2 separate regions of the Homo sapiens genome follow, and region 1 is linked to region 2. Evidence: chromatin contacts called from ENCODE Hi-C data. All regions are on one chromosome and are shown on one strand. The core of a region is the stretch at or near the end of the contact, and the rest is flanking DNA. Distances in the headings are between cores, read along the strand shown. Region 1 has its middle 77 kb from the start of CTH. Region 2 holds the start of DEPDC1-AS2 (DEPDC1 antisense RNA 2).

Region 1 (3,712 bases), core at 156-2,655, 2.0 Mb after region 2:
GAAAGTGGATTCTCCTCCAGAGCTTCAGAAAGGTATGCAGCACCTTGATTTTAGCCCGGTGAGACCATGTAAGACTGTGAACTTAAAGAACCTTATGATAATATATCTGTGTTTTTGAAGCTATTAAACTTGCAGTAATTTATTTCAGCAGTAACAAAAAACTAATATGAACAACATTTCAACCAGCAGGTGTTTGTGAGGATGGTGGTATGTCTGATGAAAAGATAAGAATGAGCAAAAATGGGCCGGGTGTGGTGGCTGATACCTGTAATCCCAGCGCTTTGGGAGGCCAAGACGAACGGATCACTTGAGTCTAGGAATTTGAGACCAGCCTGGGTGACATGGTGAAGCCCCATTTCTACAAAAAATATAAAAATTAGCCGGGCGTGGTCACACATGCCTGTAGTTCCAGCTACTTGGGAGACTGAGGTGGGAGGATTGCTTGAGCCCAGGTGGCAGAGGTTGCAGTGAGCTGAGATCACTCCACTAAACTGCAGTCTGGGCAACAGAATGATACCATGTGTCAAAAAGAAACAAACAAACAAACAAAAATGAGCAAAAATGGAGGCAGATTACATCACCAAGATAGTGGAATAGAAGGTAACCCTCTTATATCCTCCCAACAAGAAGAAATCTACACCAAGACATAGTTAAAAGTCACTCTATAAGAGCCTCAGTATTCAGGTAGATGCTTGTGAAACCCTGATGGAGTCCAAGACCTAGAAGGATCGTTTTGAGAGTCCAGACTGACAGTGCTGTCAAGCGGTTGATTCACCAAGTTTGCACCTGGGTTCAAGCCCAGAAGTGGCCTAGTCCTCCAAGGTGCTTGGCTCTAGTTCCATTTGGCTTTGAGCCTGCAACCAAAACCATCTGCCAAGGGGTCCAGAAGGAATTGAGCACACTAGTTCCTTGGCAGAAAGGTTAGTCTGCCTGCTGATATCAGTCTGGGCATGGAACCTGAAAGTTGCTGTATGGCTCTGGCCCAGCCTTCTTCAGCTGAGGTCCCAGCTCAGAGCTGCTTATAAAAGGGCCCAGAGGGATACTTACCCATCTCTTGCAGTCTGGTAGTCTGAGCCTCCCTGATGTGCTTGCCAACCTTGATCCCACAGCAGACCCTGAGCCAGTCCCAGCTCAGGGCCCTCCTTCTGCGATCAGGGAACTATCTCATCTGTGCAGGGAAGTCCTGGGAGACACACACACCTGCCTCTGAGTCACTGAGACTGGGCTGTCCAGCTTCTGCATCACAGCAGATCCTGAGGGAGCCCAGTTTTAGTTCTGGCCTCTCCTGCTGGAGTTTGGAAGCTATCCTGCCTGAACTGAGACCTGCTGGGAGACAAGCACCTTTCTGGCCCTGTGAGATGAGCTCTCCAGCCTCTGTCCAACAGGAGCTCCTGCCAAAACACAGTCTCAGCTCTGACCCCTCTTGCTGTAATCAGGGAACTATTCCATCTGTTCAGGGTTTTTCTGAGACACATGCACATTCTGAGCCAATGAGTCAGGGCTTTCCAGCCTCTATCCCACAACAGAACCTGAGGAGGCCAAGTTTCAGCTCTGGCCCCTCCAGCTGCAGTCAGGGAAATACTGCATCTGCAAAGTAACTTGCTGGGCAACACCCACCCCTCTGAGTTAAGATGGAGCTCTCTAGCCTCTGTCCCATAGCAGATCCCAAGGGGGCCTGGTCTCAGCTCTAGTCCTTCCTGCTGCAGCCAGGAACTATCTTGTTTGTGCAGGCACATGCTGAGAGATGCATACCTGTCTGAGTCAATGTGGAAGGCGTGCTATCCCTTCCACATTGGGGCCCAGTCTCATCTCCAGCCACTGCTGTTGTATTTGACGAATGACCCTAGTTGTGTAGGGACCTTTTGGGTGATGCATGCACATTACAGTCAATGAATTGGGCCTGCCAGCAGATCCCAAAGAGGCCCAGTTTCAACACCAGTCCCTCACGCTGCAGTCAGGACACATATTGACTGTGCAGAGGCATGCTGGGAGGTATACATGTCTGGGCCACCAGGGCAGTCTTCTGGACTCAAGACCTTGGCCAGAATTCCCATACAGCCCCAATACCCTCCTTGGGTCTTCCCTGGGTCTATCTGGGCCAGAAAGCCATGCCACCTTCTCATGAGACTCATAGCAAACCTGGGCTTAGAGCATCCTCTAGTGTTGAGATGGTTGCAATGGCCGCAGTCTCAAAAAACACAACAGTCAGTGATAAGGTTTCGCTGTTGCCTCCACTCAAAATCTCATCTTGAATTGTAATCCCCACAATCCCCATTATCCCTATAATCCTCACGTGTCAAGGGCGGGACCACGTGGAGGTAATTAGTTCATGGAGGCAGTTTCCTCCATGCTGTTCTCATGATAATTAGTGAGTCTCATGAGATCTGATGGTTTTATAAGTGCCTGGCATTTTCCCTACTTGCTCTTCTCCTTCCTGCTACCCTGTAAAGAGGTGCCTTCTGCCATGATTGTAGGTTTCCTGAGGCCTCTCCAGCCATGTGGAACTATGAGTCAATTAAACTTCTTTCCTTTATAAGTTACCCAGTCTTGGGCAGTTCTTCATAGCAGTATGAGAATGAACTAATACAGTCAGTATACTTAGAATCCCTGGAAGGCCTTTTGAAGGAGGACAGGCACAAACAAAGCCAGACTGCAATGACTAAAATAAACATCCAATCCCTGAATGCACAGACGTTGTCACAGATCCACAAGTATTAGGAACATTCAGGAAGATATGACCTCCCCAGAAAATAAGGTGCCAGAGACTGACTCTAGAGTGATAGAGATGTGTGATCTCTCAGACAAATAATTTAAAAAAGCTGTTTTTAGGAAGATCAATAAATTTCAAGAAAATAGAGATAATTCAGAAATTTATCAGAGATATTTAATAGGAAGATTGAAATAATAATAATTAAAAGTTTTCAAATCTGGAGAAAGATATAAATATCCAGGTACAAGAAGGTCAAAAGTCACCAATCAGATTAAACTCAAATAAGATTACCCTAAGACATATAACCAAACTCTCAAGGGTCAAAGACAAAAAGATGATTCTGAAAGCAGTAAGAGAAAAGAAGCAAATAACATGTAAGGAAGATCCAATACACTTGGCGACAGGCTTCCCAGCAGAAATCTTATAGGCTGGGATGAAGCGAAATATATTCAGAGTGCTAAAAGAAAAAAAAACCCTGTCAACCAAGAGCACTGTACCTAGCAAAACTATCCTTCAGAAATGAAGAGGAACAAATGAAACAAAACCTGAGGGAATTTATTGCTATCAGAATTGTCCTAAAAGAACCACTAAAGGGAGTTCTTCAATCTGAGCGGAAAGGATGCTAACGTGATTGTTGTACTAATGTTGAAATCATAGTGTTTCAACTATGGATATCTTTAGTAAAAAGACTAAAAGAATAAGAAAACTATTAAAAATAATAATGGCCAGGTGCGGTAGCCCATACCTGTAATCCCAGTACTTTGGGAGGCCGCGGTGGCCAAATCACTTGAGGTCAGGAGTTTGAGACCAACCTGGCCAACATAGTGAAACCCATCTCTACTAAAAATACAAAAATTAGCCAGGCGTGGTGGTGTGTGCCTGTAATCCCAGCTATTTGGGAAGCCGAGGCATGAGTATCGCTTGAAACCAGGAGGTAAAGGTTGCAGTGAGCCGAGATCATGCCACTGCACTCCATCCTGAGTGACAGAGCGAGACCCCATC
Region 2 (3,804 bases), core at 1,238-3,737:
TTTCAAAATTCAAGTAAATAAAATTTTAGCACACATCATGATAGCCTTACTGGATAGCTGTGTTAAAAACAAAAAGTATTTGGTATCATCTATTGTTATGTGCTCTCAATTGAGATCTAGTTAGTTTCCTAAGAGTCTCACATTGATAACTATTTTGGCACTTCCTTACATAATGTGTTTATTTAGAAATACCTTATTAATGACAGACTTCCTTTTGAGTAGCTACATTCTCAGATATGGCTTCATTTATCAAAGTTCCACAAGTATTACATAATTTTTAATTCAGTTAGTTATCTTAGACTACGGAACTTTGGTTTTCTTAAAATCAGCATTGGTTGCTTGATTGTAGGTTTGTCACCAAAAAGTGCTGCTTCACTCTCCGTGGTTGGAAATCTTTTCTGATATATCAAAGGATATTCCTTCTGAAACTTAAAAATGAGGTGAGAAATTAGAAGGTATTTAACATTATTTCCCAAGCTGAAGCAGTGCTCAACATTTTATAAGAATTCAGTGTTTTTCTCAAAGACGTAGTATAGAGATTAGTATCCTTTCATTTTATCCTTGCCTTTCCCTCTCTCTTCTCATGTGAATACTATAAGATCTCTTAGATCTCATTAACATTAACATTTTAGGATTCTTTCTCTTCCGATGTTAATTCTCCCCCTAAATTCCAGATCTTCTTTCCCACTGATAAAACCTATGAAGGGCATAGGCATCTAGTATTCATATTTCTTTCAGTGTCTCAGACTTAGAATTAGACATGCCAAAATCATGTGGCTACTGGGCTTTCAGAGCTAAAAATTCTAAAACAGTGATAAGTCACTCAAAGATACATATCCATACCTTATAAATTGCTTTCCCAGGCTAATCCAAGCTATAATTATACAAAATACCAGTGAAAAAGGAGAGTATATATTATTACTGTTGGTATTATTTTAAAATTCAGGATAAAGAGCAAAATCAGGTAGGTACTCACATGTTTTAGGTTAACGCACATATACAAGACATCATAATATATAGTCTATATAACTCAAACTTAAAATCTAAAATATTAAAATAAGAAAGTAGATTCTAAATGTTATTAACAACCAGGAACAGCACATTAGAAAATGTTTACATGATTGAGAACTTGCTCATTCTCTTACCTGTTTTAGTTTTTTTCTTTTCTCCTTTAGAGGTAAACTCCTGTTTTTAATAATATTTTCTAAAAGTTCTGCAATTGCAGCTTGAGAGGTAGAAACTTTTTGCTCATCAAACTCCTGAGCACTAATCTGCTTACAGTATGAGTAAGTTGGCAAAGGAGCAAATAGTCCATCTCCAGGATTTTCAATCTGTAGTGATCAAAATGATATAACTCTGTTAATTCTGGTCATGTTCTTATATGATAAAGTATTCTTTTGATGGGATCTAGCACCTATTAATTTACCACCAATCAAACATTCAGCCATTAAAAAAACTATGTATTATGCAGTAGAGGTATGTAAGTCAGTAGGTTCTAAACCCCAGCTCCATAATCTACTTGGTTTGTAGCATTCAACAATGTATTTAACTTTTCTTGGTCTGTTTCTTCATCATTAAAATGGAAATTACATAAGAAAATGTATAGAAAGGGCTCAGCCCACAATAAGCATTAAATAAAGACAGGTATTATAATTATTACCATTAACTATGGATTTTATTCTTTTAACTATAAAATAACAATCTAAGTGTTATTCTAATTCATCTTAAGACTTTAATGTTCTGACAGTGCAGGTAGTAGATGATCAGCATATTTACTGAAATGAAATATTTTTAGTTTTCATGTATTTTTTTTTTTTTTGAGGCCTAGGGACATAGGCAGAGCTTCTAACATCTTCTGATAAGAGAAAGAAATTCTAGGAGATAGTTATAATTATAAGCCAGGGCAATATTAGAATGGTATGTATGGGAAAAACATAAACATGTGTTGGGCAGCCAAAGACAGAATACAGTAGATGTCTGTTATTTTGGCTGCTCAGTATTCCTTCTCTCCTTCTTTTAATAGTTCCTTCCCATTTTACCCCTCTACCTTCACCTTTTGTGAAGAATAAATTCTCCTTTGTGTAGAACCAATCAGAGTAAGGCCCTATCTCCATCCTACTCACTCTTAACAACCTAAACGATGCATATTTAACCTCAACTATGCTAAGAGTCTACATCCAGAGCTTTTAAATTGGAGACGGAGGAATGGCTCTTTTTCCTTTGAATTGCAAATGTAAGGCTCTAACTCATGAACTTCAACTAGCCACATTCCTCATCATGTGAAGGAGCCATTGTCAAACACAGGATCAACACAGAAATAAGAGATGGAGGGATGGAAAGAGTCATATAGCTATTTGAGTCCCAGATTCTGTCTACATTCCTGACTTTTAGAGGTTGTTTATGGGAGCTGATAAAGTCTCCCTTTTTGATTAAGCTATTTTGAGATGAGTTTGCCACTTGCAACTGACTATTGCAGAGAATTTTAAGACTCACAATACTTACATGTCCCTTTTTTAAGTAGTCAAGATGTTTTTCCACTGCAGTCTGTAAGTAAGAGGGTACTTGAAGAATTTCCTGATGATGATCCATTAAGAAAGAAACTAATCTTCCAGCAAGAAGCTCATCAAGATCCACTTCTTCAGCACAGCATAACACACATCGAGAAAAGGTATGTATCATCTAGAAAAATATTAAAAGATGTGAATTTAAAAAGCTAAGGTTGCATACAAACTAGAATATCGGTAATTTCCAGGTAGCATTATGTGAAGTATTGGGAAAAAGTGGTAAGCAGCCCTCAGTTTAAAAATGAGGACAACGATTTATACAGTTAGAAATGTAAGAATTTGATTATACATAAATCCTTTTTAAAGTTTTTCCATGGCTGAGCATGGTGGTTCATGCCTGTAATCTAAGCACTTTGGGAGGCTGAGGTGAGAGGCTCACTTGAGGCAAGGAGTTCGAAGCCAGCCTAGGCAACATAGTGAAACCCTATACCTATGAAGAAATAAAAAACTAGCCAGGCATGATGGTGCATGACTGTGGTTCCAGCTACTTGGGAGAGTGAGGCAGAAGGATTTTTTGAGCCCAGGAATTCCAGGGTGCAGTGAGCTATGATCACACCACTGTACTCTAGCCTGGGAAACAGAGCGTGATCCTGTGTAACCAGAAAAAAAAAAAAAAAGTATATCCTTAATGTAATTCCCAAGAATTATAAAAGGCTTTGGTTTTTCTACAATTTTGTCACAATTTTATCAGTAAACACCATAGGTTCTATTAATACCACATATATATGTTGCTTAAGCTTAAAGATTGTCAGAGAACAATAACTAATTACATTAAATGAATCCCACAGAAAAACACAAACCAGGAGAATGTGTAACATATAGAACACTTCTATTCATAAGTGGTTGCAAAGCTGATGCCATTTAGCTTTTGAAATGCTGGAAAATAGTTTTTAAAAATGTTTATTCTGTCAGTCTTTAGACAGCAATTTAAAACACACATTTTTCAATTCCATCTTATGGGATCTTCAAATCCTGGGATAAAATTGATTACTCTCACTTATTACTCTCGTTACTTTCACTTATATCTATGCAACCCTCTAACTGTACCACACACACACACACACACACACACACACACCCCTCATTCTAAAATACTTAGAAATCAGAATTGTTTTAAATATTTCACACATAGTAGATGATCAGAATATTTATAGAATTGATACATTTTTAGTTTTATTCCTACACATCACTCGGGGTTTCCTGTCTCCTTCCATGGCTCAGACCTCAGCCTTTTGCTCTT

The links. Hi-C counts contacts between places; a loop is a spot of excess contacts on that map. Pooled maps may share reads with other maps.
Region 1: a map of K562 shows a loop between it and region 2 (6-fold over the local background). The contact joins the enhancer-like site here to the promoter of DEPDC1-AS2 in region 2. A Hi-C loop is called at or near these places in 2 of 168 maps with a recorded cell type or tissue (A673 and K562) and 2 of 50 pooled maps.

The regions. Positions count from the first base shown.
Region 1 is chr1:70,485,923-70,489,634 of GRCh38, forward strand. No RefSeq gene overlaps it. Among named protein-coding and RNA genes, the nearest start is that of CTH, 77 kb to the left of the region's middle. Within about 2 kb of position 1,406, at least 5 of the 41 ENCODE cell types and tissues checked have a DNase peak (open chromatin) inside an H3K27ac peak, as active enhancers do.
Region 2 is chr1:68,476,642-68,480,445 of GRCh38, forward strand. DEPDC1-AS2 (DEPDC1 antisense RNA 2) reads left to right here and starts at 2,488. Exons shown (of 2, transcript NR_198991.1): 1 at 2,488-2,668. DEPDC1 (DEP domain containing 1) reads right to left here. Exons shown (of 12, transcript NM_001114120.3): 10 at 2,503-2,679; 11 at 1,146-1,331; 12 at 1-428. The coding sequence ends at 291.